3 separate regions of the Homo sapiens genome follow, and regions 2 and 3 are each linked to region 1. A link is a contact called in ENCODE Hi-C or POLR2A ChIA-PET data. All regions are on one chromosome and are shown on one strand. Each heading gives the region's core, a stretch centred on a gene start or an enhancer-like site at or near the end of the contact. The rest is flanking DNA. Distances are from core to core; before and after follow the strand shown. Region 1 holds the start of MIR222HG (miR222/221 cluster host gene). Region 2 holds the start of LINC02595 (long intergenic non-protein coding RNA 2595). Region 3 has its middle 48 kb from the start of MIR221.

Region 1 (4,997 bases), core at 1,668-4,167:
ATGTCCTGACACATCTGGGCAAAGTGGAATTGGAGTTCTTAAATGCCCTCTCTGGCTGGCCCCAGCTCGATTCTGCACTGGCCTTAGCAGGCTCCAGGAAGTTTGGAGAGGAAAGACCCAAACAGATCTCAGATGTAAAACTGGATGAGTATTTCAACTGCTGAAACTTTAGGAGGAAAATATGGATGGGCTACGTGTTTGTCAACATTAGTAAAATAGTTACTAGTGATTCTTTTTTTAAAAAGTTATGGAATCATATTTTTCTCATTCAGAAGTGTTACTTAGGGAATGACTGAAATGTGTATGACTCCAGAGTTCTCTGTCAGACACTGTTCTCAGCACTTAACATAGAATCATTTTTTAATCCAGGTGCCACAGCTAGGAACAGCAGAACCAGAAGTCAAATCCCAGCAAGTCTGACTCCAGAAGCTAGACTCCTCAGAGATGTCATAGGTCCTTTTAGATGCCAGAGTTTTAGATGTTCCATTTTATTCACATTCTATTTTCATAGCCTGTGTTTATTTCCACTGAAAGCCATATAATTATAGACTTTATGTTCTGTATCTTAGCAAGGTAACTGTCTTTAAGCCAATAAAACTTAATACATTACTACTGAAGTATGAATAAGTTTTAATAACTGAGAAATACATACACATGGTTAAAGTAGAATTCAAAAGTGTAATTTGGAAGTGCTCTCGAAATAGTTTCGTGTGATTTTAATTTCTGAAAATTAATTCTGTATGTAAATTGAATGTAGTGTTTATTCCAGTAAAACCCTGCAGGAAGTCTTTTTATAAAGTGAATAATCAACTCCTGAATTAACTGTTATACATGGTTTCAGTGTGTATACCTTTTCTGTGCTCTCATCTACCAATCTGAAAATTAGACATCTGAACATTTTTCTGTGTTTCAAATGTTGGATGTATTTCCTGTATTGTAATAAAACTAGTTATCCATCAAGGCATAATCAACAATAAATGCCAAGCCTTAGTCAGAGCAGTTGCTGACTTTGCTGAAGGTTAAAGGAAGTATGCTGAAAAGAGATAACTGTAGTTAAATTGCTCAGCCCAAGCCTTCCAGATTTTTCATGTGGGGAATTGCCCTTCTTATTACTGTATTCTTCCTGTCTACATAATACCTGGGAACAATTTACTCCATGTAATGCCACTCCCATCTTGGTAGTGAAGTTTTTACTGAAGAGGAAGACTACTAGGGCATGTCAGTATATTTAATTGGAATTTTCACTGGTGGTTTTCAAGTTTTTATTTCACAGCTTTTAGGCAGGTCGAGACTAAAGGACTGTACAGATTTTTTGGTGATGTGATTGTATTACGTGTGTGCTGTGTGTGACTAGCTCAGCTTAGAGTGTGAATTGCAGTAAATGCAAAAGTGAAAGCTGCAACATGGCTCTCATGCTCCCAACCACTTCCTGAAGAACCCGCCGCGCGGGCCCCAGACTTAGAGACTTGAATCTTCAGGATGGAAGGAGTCCAAGTCCCTCATGGTAAAGACCTCAAGTAAACCTAAATGTAGAAAACCTGTTTGCTACTCTTGTGTGAATTAAAACGTTTGGTTGCCTCCATTGTAAAAATTTCAGTGCACAGTTCTGAAATTTAAAATATTAGGGAACAGAGCCAGAGCGTTGCCATACCTTAAAAATAATCTTGCATCTCTCCTGTTTACATGATTCAATTCTTGAAACCAGTTGGAATGTGCGTCCTGATCTCTAAATGTACAAGTTATTTAAAAAAAATGTGAGCTTGTCAGCTTAGCTACAGCCACCAGTCTAATAAAACTGAGTCACATCCAAATGGGCTGCACTTAAACTACCCTCCCATTCTAGGGAAAACGTGGCTGGAGGAGGCAGTCTGAGTCATCACCTGGTTTGTTTGACATACACTTCCTTCCATAAATTGGGAATGGCAAGCGGCACAGTGTTCTGGGCTTGCCTGGGAGAAGGAGCTGTTGCAGTCTTGCACGATCAAAATAGGGCCTTTAGGTTTGAAGGATGAGGTTGAGCCCATATTTTGACTCCAAATGTCGGGGGAGGGGAGAAGAAGTCGACAGATCCAAACAAGGAACATTTGTAAGTACCATTTTTGGAGGTCGGAGCAATGGTAGGGGTGTTCGCAGTTGAATTTCTTCCTAAACATAAAAGGTGTTTAAGAGACAAATTGGGGGCATTCAAATAAAAATAAATGGGTATCTAGTTCACAAAGTGGGCTCGTTTACTTAACAAGAGTGTCCTTGATGTGTACAGTTTAAAATGATTGAGAGAGAGATGATTTGTTAGTTACCATACGAATCTGTTCTGGCAATGTTTAATTTCACTTAATTTATTTAACTATTTTAAAAGAAATGTATTTCACTTAGGAATCTTTTCATGGCCAATTTGAATCTCCTTCAGGGGTATTTTGAGGGGATGGGAAGAGAGGCTCATGTGTCTCGCACATTTTCTTACAGCGGTTTTGCAGAGGCTCACTGGAGCTTTTTAAAATAAAAAAGTTTAGAATGTAAAATTATTGGAGACTATAGAGGAAGGGGAAGGAGGAGTAGATTTATAGCTGAAGTGGGTTTGTAAACTCAGCGTCTGCTTTGGGATTATTTTTTAATATGTGCCAGACATTCTTCTGATTTTCATCCTGGCTTGGTTGTGGCTCTTTCTCTGTCTGTGTGAGGCTGGGGTGTTCCCTGTTTTAAAGCCGTAGTTGTCGCAGCCTGGGCGTTTTCTGTTTCGGCTTATGGCTTTTTTTCTCTTTTCCTGAATGAGTGTCCTTTGTGTAACCCCAGTAATTCAGAAATCCTGCAGTCATAGGGACTGCCCTATCATGTGACTTAGGTACTAGGTGCTGGCTGCGATTGGTCAGCAGCTAATTGGCGGGTCCCTATAAGAGGTCTTGGGTCGGGCGTCCGGCCACTCTCCTGCCTGGGCTGCTGCTCAACGGGGGCTGGGGGTGTGTGGGGCGGGGGTGGTCTGTCCAGTGATTCAGCCACATGTGATAGATGACCAAGTGACTGCTTTCTTGGAGTCCGCACACCAGTGGAAGACTCTCAAAGTGGTTGTGACCGACTTGATCAAACTCTAGGCTTCCTGAACTGGTAACTGTCACTTTAATATAGGTTACTGATTAAACTCAGAAAAATGCAGCTTAAAATCTTTGCCAGGAACTTGTGTGGACTTATTCCCTGTTCCCCCCCCCACCCCCCTTGTTCTGATTTGTTTTGTCACAGGAATGAAATGCAGATAACTCTTTAGAAAACTTTTGTAGGAAAAGCGCCTCGTGTGATCTGGAACAAAGACGTTTTATAATCAGATTTATCAAGCTGCGAAGAGGGAGTTTTAGTGAACGGAAGCAGCAGCATTCTGTCACCAGGAAATACTCCTTTATCCAGAATTGGTAAGTGAAAAGTGGCATTGCTCCCTAATAGATATCATATGCGTGTGTGGGAATTGAAAAATTGTTCACAGACCCCTAACAACTGTGTTGAACAGAGAACACATAAACAGTGAGGAGTTCTAAAAAAGAGCAGCACGAGAATACCGCATAAAGACTGAGAAGAAGCCAGGTAATTAACAAAAATGAGCTGAGTGCTATCAGTTTAGCTAAACATATGTAATACAGCTAGATTTGGTTGTTTTATTTTTTCTTGTTAGTGGAGGAGAAACATAAAATCAGAATGGGCTGTTTAGTAGAATTGCGACATTAACTTTCCATGGATGTAGATTTCCATTTAGTCTGAATAGCATGTATGAAATTTGAAGGGATGCTTTCAGAATTAGTCTACTTGCCCTCCTTTCCTTTCCTCTGCATTAAGATGTCAAGTATTTAGTTAGAACCTTACAAGATGAAAGTTGTACAAAATGAAAGTTCAAGTAATGCGTCGGAAACACCTCTCCTGATTGGGAAGGGTAGATTACAATGGCAATAGATTTTTGTTTTTTGTTTCTTACATTTGTGTCACGAATTTTAAGTTTGTTCTATTGGATTACATTAGTACAGCAAAAGGGGGGTTATTTCTATCTATATGGTTCATGACATTTTGAGAGGTCGTGATTAGTAGTTCTTACTGGTTTCGTATGCGTGTTCCTGCCTGTTGAATTCAGTTTTCTAATCTTGAATCTGAGCTGCCTTTATGTTAAAGGGTTCTAGAAAAAGACAATAAAGCTTTGAATACCCGTGTTATATACAACAGGTTCCTGTTCATGATGTATAAGGTAACGCAATTTTATTTTAGGCATGAATGTCTAATTTCTTGATTTGGCTTCTTAAGAATATACTGAAAAGGTTGAATAGAATAAGAAAAAGAACATTAGAAAAGAATGGTGGGTGACTGCCTGATTTTACTAGTTTCTTATTGGTCAATAGAAGTAATCATGTGATGTCTACTTATAGAAGCAAATGGAAAAAATTTTTCTTCTTTAACTGCTAACAAGTATATAGGCAATTTTAGCAATCTTCATTTATTAATTTGAATATATAATTATAACTGTTATTAACAGAATAAGTTTTGGGTAATATAGGAAATAATAATTATTTCTTTCTTTTTAAGCCAAATTGGAAGTTGAATCTACTTTTGGTTCCTGTTCTGTTACTTTCAAAATCTTAAAATCCTTAACTCAAAAGGGAAAATGTATAATAAAACAGGATAGCAGTGCTGAAATTTCTCTCTCTTAGCAGTGGAGTGGGATGAGGGTGGGGGAGGGAGATGAATCTAGTGAGATATATTAATTGTTTTTTCCCCCTCTTGTATACTTGGATAACTTTTGAGATCAGTTTTCTCAGACTAGCAGCTCTCAAGACTTTTGCATAAGTATTTATTCTTAAAGAAATAGAAAGACAAGATAAGCACGGCTCTTAAGGGCAGGTCCTCCAATAAGTCAGGAAACGGGTGATCCAAACTTGTGAACATGACAAGTCAATTTGACTTAATTAAGGAATGGCATTAGTTTTCTTGAAGCACATGAATTTATAGGTTTTTAGAGTCTTGAAGACAGA
Region 2 (4,997 bases), core at 1,227-3,726, 81 kb before region 1:
CAATAGCACGGGAACTAAAAGGGAAATGTGAAGCATAATGGTGTTTGGTCAGTGGAGCAAAGGATTTGTAGTGTATTTTAATTGTACTTTTTACATATCTCGTAGCACAATTCAGGCTTAGAAAGGATTTCAATTGTGATTTTGTTGGCTTAGTTTTGACCTGAACAAAATGGATTTGCTGTTTTTATTTCTTTCTTCTTTTTATTCAAATGGCACACCCTTTTGTTTTGAGAAATCTGGTTGTTATCTCTTAGTTAGAACCATGCCTAATGAAGTACTCTTTCCAATTTTGGATGTTTAATCATGCTGGATTCTTACCAAAGACCTCAAAAGAGACTAAACTTGAAGGACAAAGATGATTGTCAAGTGGGCTATGGATTAGGGTCTGATTTTTTGGTGAGAGTTCAATGAACATAATTTAGACTAAGGTAGATTCAGTAAGGCAGAAAGGAAGAAATGAAGCATGCTTCTGGGGAATAAACGGCAAAGCAAACACACAGAAACTCACTCAAGAAGATGCCAGTGAGCAACTCAGAACCAATATCTGATATATAATTTAAGACCCAAAGGTCACTTAATATCAACTCTATTGCTGCACTCACACACCCAAGGAATCTGGCTAGCAATTGTTTTAGAGCTTGCCTTAGCTGTTTTTATTTCATGCAAGTGTTTCTCTGGAGGCACAAAAAATGTTAAGAGTAAAACTGGATTTATCGAAGGCATTTGCTTGGATTAATTAGGTAATAAAAGCATTTTCAAATTGCTAATTTACTAAGCAGTGTCACCGGAATGCTGAATTACTTTACTTTTATTATGATGATCAAGAGAGATAAATGCAGGCCTAGCCACAAAACCAAAGCAAAGAGAGGCAGGAGTCATTCTTTGCATAATTACTGGCATTTGTCATCCTTTCCTTGAAAAGGGGATCATCAGTTTTTCTAAGGATTGTTTTCTTTGCTTCAGAGTCTTTTCTTCAGAACTGTTTATCATCCACATTGTCCTCATTTACCCAGCAACACATACTGTACTAACGTACTTTCCATTAGTGAATTTAATGAATTTAATTTTGGTTCAAAATGTTAATTAAAGTGTGCCTTTCATTCTTATAAGGATGAAACTTAAAAAACTCTTGGTTCTCAAGTGTTAGGTGAAATTACTAAAAGCAGAGTTGAAAAACAGGGTTAATCAATGTGAAATGTAGTATCATGAGCCTGGGATAGATATTGATAATGAATTATAATTAATTTTCCATCTCTTTTAAGAAAACAAAGGCTCAAAAATCACGGCTTCCATAACTTTGCCTATACTTAGGAGAAATTTTGGAAGAAAAACGTGTAAGAAGAAACAGAAAAGAAGTTTGCCTCAAAGAGAGAAACAAAGAAAAAGCTACCAGACCAGATATTCCCTCATCAGAAAATGAATGAGAATTTTATTATCTCTTGGCTTTAAAAAAAATTCTGTCCTTTGCCAGATCTGAAAATGCTGCCAACCTGGAAGAAAAAGAACCCATTTTTCTAAACAACCTCATTTAGTAATTTCCATGAAATTGACATTTTAGAACTATGACAAAAAGCCAAATTAAAACTCAGGGGTTCCTAATCCCTAAATTCTGAGTCCGTTTTAAGAAATACCTAAAATACACTTTAAAACGAACCAATTAATATAATTACCGTGGGTTTAAATAACACATACACACTGGATTTGTTTCTGTAAAACACAGCTGTTCTGTTATTTACATTTTGCTATTTTTTAAATTAGAAATATGGCTTTATATATTGTACATATATGTAAAGTAACTTTTTAAAAAGAGTGAATCTGTTGTCTTCTGCCATCATTACATTAAAAAAAAAAAAACCCAACCACCCTACAGCCAATTAACTTGGAAATCTTATATTCAAGCTTCTGAATATTACTGCGGTTGTAGCAAGGGAAGCAGCACATCCAGGTAGTTAATGTAGAAGAAACAGGGCACAGGCAGCAACTTGCATCCCCTGGCAATTCACATGGTAATTTCTTCGCTTCCACTCTCAGGCTCACTCCACCTTGCTTCACCAACCCCCCTCCCCCTAAGACACGAGGCACCCTCTGGGCCACGGAAGGTGCCATGCGGGGAGACGCCGGAAGAGCGGGGGCAGAGTGCACGGTTCCCACACCCTTAGCCGCGGGCGGCCGCCGCGGGCCCCAGGAGTGGGGAACCGGTTGGGAGAGCGGGGTTGGGGGCGGACCCCAGGGCCGCACCCCTGGTCCCCCCCATCCCCTTTCTACCGCCACAGACCCAAGAACCCGAAATCTGCGGCACGAGGCGCGGCGCCCGCAGCCCCCGGCTGGGCCCCGGCGGGGATGGGCGGGCAGGGGGCGGAGCGCAGCGCAGCGCGGGGCGGCGGGAAAGGGGCGGAGAGGATAGCTTGGGCTCTGGCGGGCCGCGGGACTGGCAGAACCTGCGGGCGAGGTGGGTGGCTCGCCAGCCGGGACGAAGGGAAATGAGGACCACCGCTCCGGGGCGCGAGTAGGCGCGTGGAGTCCGGGGGCTCAGCCGCCGCGCCTCTTCCTCCTGCAGCTGGAGACTGCAACAGCGGCGGGTGCACCGGCAGCAGCGACGACCCTGCGCGCAGGTGGGCACCCCCGAGCGCGGCGCTCTGCCCGCTCCCCCGGCCACCGCGGGCCGGACGCCCGCTCTTCCAGGCCACTGCGCTTGGGGGCGAGGGCTGGGTAGGTCCAGGGGCAGAAGGAAGGTGCACGGCCCCGTGGTGGGCGCGCTTCTGCGCGCGCGCTGTGGTAGGTGGGAAAGAGGTGCAGAAAAGCTGCCTCCCTTAGGGTTCACTCCCTCGGTTCCACTGTCCCCACCCCACCCCTTCTGAGGAGCTGGGCACACCGGTGGGGCTTTGGAAAACTGCGATCTCCTACCCGCCCCGCAGTATCGGTGGCGTGTGCAGGTTGCCCTTCTCTTCACAGTCCACACCCAGCAACCATCAGGACGCCCCCTGCTCCCGGCCCGAAGACTGTAGGGACCATGGGAGGAGAGAGTGGTGGCTGGACCGGTCGGGGCGTGTGCGCGGAAGGCTGGAGTTGCTTGAGTATTGTCTGCCGGGGCCGGCGCTTGCGTCAGGGTGCTCCCTCGCGCTTTCGGGGGTAGGGAATGGGTTTGCTGAACTTACTCTGAGGGCTGATTCTGCACATGCCCTTGGCGCCTTGTGCATGTTTGGACAAGGGTTTAATGGAGGCACGTGGGAGCAGTATCGATCTCTGGCGGGTCCCCAAAGACCCTCTTGGGATAGTCCAGAGCGTGTTCGGGGTTGAGAGCGAAAGGAGAGTGTTCCGTGTGAATGTGCGTCCTAGGGAGGAGGAGGACAGTGTCTCAAGGAGACTTGATTTTCTTTTATTTGCTGCAATTCCGTAAACCAAATCATGCTTTCGAGGCGTTAAAGTAAATTACTGGTAAGTGGGGCGGATCTCTGCTGGGGATAAAGAAGCTCCCGGGTTTGCGGGGTAGCGGGCCTGGCTGGCGTGCACGCTCGGTGGCTTTTGGCGCTGTCTCGCCTAGGTAGTGGGGGTGGAGGTGGTGGTGCTTGTGTCTTTGGCTTAAGGTGCTGGAGCCGGGCTTACTTGTCCTAGGTAGACTGTGGGACTTGGAGGAGGTAAAAAAGCTTCGCGGCGCGGTTATTCGCAATTAACTCCAGAAATCTCAGTGTGTGTCTGTCGGTCGGTCTCTCTCTGTCTCTTTCTCTCTCTCTCTCTCTCTGTCTCTGTCTCTCTCTCTCTCTCTCTCTCACACACACACACACACACACACACACACACACACACACTCGCACGTCTCATGGCTGCTTGGATTTGCCGATAGTTGTTCATGAATTTTTATTCCTGTTTGTTCATTTCCTGACTTTTTTTTTTTTTTTTTTTTGGAAAAAGGACCTACCTGTATTAAAATCCGTGGGGTTTCAGAAAGACCCTTCCGCAGTCATTCATATTCAAATCAAGGATAGGGCATTTTGATGAAAATACCCCACCAAACTGCTGTTTGGATTGGACAAAACTGTAGTTCAGGTTAGAATTACTGTTATTTTAAATAGACATCTTACAACCTTGTGGTAAAGTAACCTTAGCCTGAATCGCCCCTGATCTTTCTTTGTGTCAATTTACAGAATTCTGAATTACAGATGAACAAAGCGGTGAAGTTTTCTTTTAATTTTAAACGACAGGTCTTGAAATGGCTGTAAGTTGAGTTCTGCGACTCCATCTCTTTAATGATCGGCTCAGAGTGGTGTATAGTTGATGATCTGAGACTTACATATGTTTCAATTTCTAATCAAATAATTTATCATACCATTGGGGAGAAGGACGCCTTAGGAATTTTCAACACAGAGGAGAAAGAACATTTTTGTCTTTTGGAGCAAATGTTTTGCCACTTTTTCCCCAGATGTCCCCGTTAGATGCCTAGAAAAGATGCATTGTTGACGAATAATACATGATTTATTTCTCTTTTATGTCTACAGGTGGCAGTGTAGAAGCCAGACCGGGAGCTTCCAGAAGTGGTTTCTGAAAGAGTCAAATGTACATGAGTAAGCAAGCACAGGAATCTGAAAAACCACAGGTATGTAGGACAATTAATCCACCTATCTAGCTTTATAATTATTGCATTCCAGTAGTACTAACCCATTTGCTCTTATGTTCAATATTTTGACACTTATATAAATTTCTATGAAGTGAAATGTATTTTGAGGTAACCTCCGAGGAGAAGCAGGGTCTAATCTATTTCTGACAATGTATTTAAATAAAAATTCTGCATGTCATTATATTACATGACTTTTTACTGTTCTAAAAGAGTTGTTTTTCCATTGTGACCATGTGGCTTTGCATTTAACCAGTTGTTTGATATCTGCTTTTCAAAACACTTTTCCTGAAACTACATAAAACTGCCAATTGTTCTGAATAATTTCATTTGAGATAATGTTAACAGAGTCACCTGCATGAACCAATAACAATATCAGCTTAAAAAT
Region 3 (4,997 bases), core at 1,685-4,184, 72 kb after region 1:
CTTCCACCATGATTGTAAGTTTCCTGAGGCCTCCCCAGAAGCTGAGCGGATGTCAGCATCATGCTTTCTGTACAGCTTGCAAAGCCATGAGCCAATCAAACCTCTTTTCTTTACAAATTACTCAGTCTCAGGTATTTATAGCAATGTGAGAACGGACTAATACAAAGAGGATCCTTTTCATAGTGCCTTCTAGACCTTATGATGGATGATGATCCTGAGTATGCTTCATTCATGTGTCCCCAAAGCGGTTTTTAAGGCACTTATATTTTTTGATGTAGCAATAAATTGAGAATGAAAACCAGTTTGGGATCAGACCACTGTGGGGTCACGTCTCAGCTCTAGCACCTACCACGGATTGTGTGACCACTGGAAATAGCAATAATCTCATGAGGTAGGTGTGAGGAGAAAAGAAGCAAATCCCTAGAAAGTAGTTAGCACTGTCCAAGGATGCCATAAATGTTAGCTGCTCTTATTATTACATCAGCTGGTCCTGCATGAGCTAGCCCCTGCCTACTTCTTCAGCCTTATATTCTACCACCCTCTTTCCTTATCCACTGTGCTCCAGTCATACTGGCTTTCTTTCTGACTCTTAAGCAGGCCGTTAAGGGCTTTGCATTTGCTGTTCTTTCAAGTCAGAACTCTTCCTTCCAGAATCTACAAGGCTAACCTCTATGTCATTATTCAGGCCCTAGCTCCTACAAAATATTCCTGTGACCATCCTGACTAGAGTACCTCCTTCTGTACTCCCCACTCACAACCTGTACTATCTTTCTCTTTTATTTTCTTAGTGGTTGGTCATTATTAAGCTCTGAAAATTATCTCTCTCCTTCTTTCCTCCCTCCCTTCCCCTCTTTCTCTCTCTATACTTAAAGCTCCTTTAGTCCAACAGAGTTATGTTCATTGCTGTATCTCCAGCATCTGGAACAGAGCCTGGAAAATAATAAGAGCTCCATGCTTGCTGGCCAGTTGAGCAACTGATATAGACTACCATCAGAATACAGATCTTAGTTTAATGTATCATTTGAAATTTTTGTTTTCTATAAGCATTGGCCTCTTGGGACCTATTTATTATCCACACCCCTCATTAATTACACCAGCCTTTCTCTGATATCTCTTCACCCCTCCCCAGCTCTTCCTCCTCTTCATCTCATTCCTTCAGGGCCATTGAGTGGGCTTCTCCCTCCTTCCAAGTACTTAAAAGAATTTTTTAATAGAGCACTCTGAAAGTCCAAAAAGCCCAGAAGATTCAAACAGTGAATCATTACTGGTGAAACTTCAAAGGCCATGGTGGGTCTCTACTATGAGTCTCTTTGTCTCCCTAATCAAAACCACAATTGCACAATTACTAGTGGGCTCAGGAAAACCCAACTTTGTTCTATCCGCAGTGTTCAGTACAGTGGTTTAAGCATACATACACCACGCACACATAAATGCATGTGGAATGAATGGGACTTCTCTTACTTACTCATAAAGTCATATGAAAGAAACGCAAATTAATAGTGATTAAGGATGAGCATAAGGATCCTGCCATTAGGTCCTGGCAGACCTCCACACCTCTAGCAGATTCAGGCCATGGGCCATCTGATCTGCCAGTGGAGAGGGGTCCAGATGGGGTAGGGAAGGTGAATACCCTGTTCCTAGGCCTTATCTCCTAGGACTTGGGCTTGGCAGAGCCGTTGGGGTTCCCAGCTCACAGTCAAGAGCTGTTAACAGGAATAGGAAATACATCTTAGCGTCTTCTTTGAAAACAGAAAACATCCCATGGAGATAAACAAAACATCGGGTCATAGAATTTCAAATTGGAAGGGTCTTTGGGAATCATCTGATCCATTCTTCCATTTTCAATTAAATTACTAGCCCATAATAACCCAGTAGCAGAGCTGAGAATAGAACTCAAGACTGATGCCCATAGCTTTGTTGTGAGGAAAGTAAAAGAGATAGAATGTGTAAGGCAATTTTCTCCTTCTCAATCTTCATGTTTGAAGACACTCTGAGAGGACAAATGTAAGGCTATGTAAATATATATGCAAGTCATTCTTCACTTTATACACATTATATATATAGCATTTATCAAAATTTTAATTTATTATAGCTGAGAATATAGAAAAATATCCTTAAACTTCTGGTCTCAAAATTCTTATCCTCAGAATAAATCCTTATTTACTATGTGGTAAATCTTTATACTGAATTAATATTCTGGGTGCTTTTTTTCACTCCAGTGAGTAGTGTTTCTAATGAGTACTGGGTTATACATTATAAGATACAGATTGGCACGTATTTATATTTGAGGCTGCTATGGGACAGTCTAGAACAGATTTCAGTACCACAAAAATATTGTTGTCAATTGCATCCCTTCCTCTCCTTATTCCTCCTTTTCCTCTCCTCTGTTCCCCAACATGGCTTTTCCCCCAAGCATCTCTTCAGAGACAAAGGGAATGCAATCTCCCTGGGAAATGGATCAGTGATGCTCAACACTGATTATTAGTTACCTACAAAATCCAAGCTCTTTCAGACCACCTTAACTAATAAAACATGTTAGCTTTGTAAAGTTACTACATATTTTTTTCTTTAGAAAATTGAACATTTAAAAAAATATTTGGAGCATAAATGGTTAAAAAATCAACTCCCTTTTGTTTCTACAATTCTTAAACAGCATTTATTTTCCAGGGGTGTGGAGGGTGGGGGTGCTCTGCCTGGTATTAATTTTCAGAATTTTCAGTGTGTCATTCTTGTGTGTGTGTGTGTGCACGCGCGTGTGTATGTTTCTCCCTTTGAAAAAACAAAAGATGAGTTTCCTTGCCCACCATGGAAAAAATGTAACATACGACCCAATCCCTTCCTGAGAGCATGGAGGACCAAGAACAGACGGCTTAGATCAGGGTGGCGAGGAAATTTTGTCATTTCCAGAAGGAAGCATGAGTCAGAGTGTGCAACATTTTAGGAGGCCTGAATCAGAGCTGTCGAGGAAGTTAGCTCTTGGACAATTTAACTTCAAATCAGAATGTTATTTCATTGAATGCCTTCCTTCAAAATCATGTCTTTCTCCAAGATGGCTGCAGATGGTGATGTTCCAATTATTTCCCTTCAGGAACAGGGAGTAACTTAACAGTTGAAGAAGTTCTTGAATCCACTTTTGAGGCAATGAAGCCCAGAGATTAATATGTATCTTTTAGAAAGGAGAAAAGAGAGTAAGAGAAGGAAGGAGAACACTGCTCTAAAAATCTATACATAAATGAAGAATGATCAAGTTAAATTATATTGTTAGAAAAATTAAATTATTATGACCAACTAAACATTTTAATAAGCATGCATTTTCCTCATTGAGGCCAATACATACTTGAGAAAAATCTTTCCACACACTCAAATTTCTCATTGCTTCAAGATTTGTTTCTCTTTTGCAAAGCTCAATACTCAGAAAGTCTCCAGAATGCTAAAGGGCACTCCATATAATCTTTCAGAAGGATATGGCCAAAGGTGGGGTTCAGGGGATGAGAAGAAATCCTGGTTTGGAGGACTGAGGGGAGGGGTGACACTAGGTTTGGGACATGGCCAACAGCTTCAGGGGCCTAAGGATTCTGAAACCTGATAATATTTAATGATAACATGTTCTGATAATCAAATAGATTTAGAGTGACTTCAGATAGAGAGCTTGGGGTTCTGCTCTGCTCCCAGTCTCCACCATTATCTCCTCAAGATCTGAGGGCTGTGAAGGGCTTGCTTTAGCCTGACGGTTTCCTGAAGTTGGTTTCACTCTCAGCTCATCACTTAGAGACAGCCAGCTGCTTTTGACTTGGAAAAAATTGCTTGGAGCAGTTACAGCCCTTGGGGACTCTAGGAACATGTGTATATATTGGAAAAAGAGAAAGAGGACTGTATGTTTCACAATGGAGAAATTTAGGAGGTATACAGCCACATGCATGTGTGCGCACACACACACACACACACACATACACACAATGTGTGGCATGAGGCCCTGAGGTCCATTTGGGATAGCAAAGGATGGCCAGAAGTCTAGACTTGATAGTAGCAGAAACCTGTCCTTCTGACCTTTTATATGTAGGTTATGAAGAAACATTATTAATATCAGGACTTATACAACTTTTTTTAAAAGTCTCTCTCTGAGTCAGGCTTAAACTGGGCCAGGACCTGCCCCCAGGGTTTTAGGGGTGGACTTTTGTTCCATCAAACTTCCTAGACTCTGCAATTCACAGTCTTAGCCTCCTCCATGATACCCTGGTAATGTCATAGAAGGTATGGAGGACAGAGGGCAAGATGGAGAATCAGAGGATACATAGTCAGAAAGCCTAGTTTCAAGTCTCCAGTTTGCTTTTGCAAGATGTGAGTTGAACAAATCTGAACCTGAGGTGCAATGTCCTGATTCTTAGAAGTGTGGACTAGAACCCCAGGGTTGCAGTGAAGACTTGATTCAATAAGTACCATGCGAAGCCATGTGGAACTGTGCAAAGCCATAGAACTCTGAGCATTGCCACACAATGGCATGATAGCTGTGCATGGTGCTGGGGGCCATTCTCTTTCCGGACTATTCCTCTTTTCTTCTTCCTGGTCCATGAAATAAGGACTTCTCAAGTCTGCTCCCTGTCCTTCTTGCCTCCCACCATTGCCCTGGTTCAGACCTTCTTTCTGTTGCACCTGAGCTATTTTCAGTAGGCTCCTTCCTGAACTCCCACCTCCATCCTTTGCTTTTCCTGTTTTCACTTCCTGGCATGCTCTTCCACCTGGTGTCTACATGACTTGCTACTCATGCTTATTCAAATGTCTCTTTAGAGAGCTCTTCCCTGACCACTATCTATAAAATAAAACCCAGCCCCTCCCTCCACAGCCAGTCTTCCTTACCCAGTTTTATTTTTTTCCATAGGGCTTATAATAAATCTCTGTAATTATTTTGTTATTTTAATGTAAATACACCTTTTATTTTAGAATACTTTTAACTTTACAGAAAAGTTGCAAAAATAATAGCGTTTGTGTATGACCCTAAA

The links. Hi-C counts contacts between places; a loop is a spot of excess contacts on that map. ChIA-PET counts read pairs that join two places held with the same protein, here RNA polymerase II (POLR2A). Pooled maps may share reads with other maps.
Region 2: a loop to region 1 is called in a map of CD4-positive, alpha-beta T cell, with 8 times the contacts of the local background. The contact joins the promoter of LINC02595 here to the promoter of MIR222HG in region 1. A Hi-C loop is called at or near these places in 10 of 168 maps with a recorded cell type or tissue (CD4-positive, alpha-beta T cell, CD4-positive, alpha-beta memory T cell, CD8-positive, alpha-beta T cell and 5 more), 11 of 37 single-sample maps with no recorded cell type and 15 of 50 pooled maps. POLR2A ChIA-PET finds 5 or more read pairs at or near these places in 13 of 52 experiments (CD4-positive, alpha-beta T cell, CD4-positive, alpha-beta memory T cell, MCF 10A and 8 more).
Region 3: a loop to region 1 is called in a pooled map, with 2.1 times the contacts of the local background. The contact joins the enhancer-like site here to the promoter of MIR222HG in region 1. A Hi-C loop is called at or near these places in 1 of 50 pooled maps. POLR2A ChIA-PET finds 5 or more read pairs at or near these places in 2 of 52 experiments (H1 and IMR-90).

What each region holds. Positions count from the first base shown.
Region 1 is chrX:45,768,187-45,773,183 of GRCh38, reverse strand. MIR222HG (miR222/221 cluster host gene) reads left to right here and starts at 2,917. Exons shown (of 2, transcript NR_170290.1): 1 at 2,917-3,099; 2 at 3,232-4,997.
Region 2 is chrX:45,848,969-45,853,965 of GRCh38, reverse strand. It overlaps LINC02595 (long intergenic non-protein coding RNA 2595), which reads left to right and starts at 2,476. Exons shown (of 3, transcript NR_125365.1): 1 at 2,476-2,612; 2 at 4,494-4,591.
Region 3 is chrX:45,695,733-45,700,729 of GRCh38, reverse strand. No RefSeq gene overlaps it. Among named protein-coding and RNA genes, the nearest start is that of MIR221, 48 kb to the left of the region's middle. Within about 2 kb of position 2,934, at least 3 of the 41 ENCODE cell types and tissues checked have a DNase peak (open chromatin) inside an H3K27ac peak, as active enhancers do; they include IMR-90, where a contact is called at or near this core.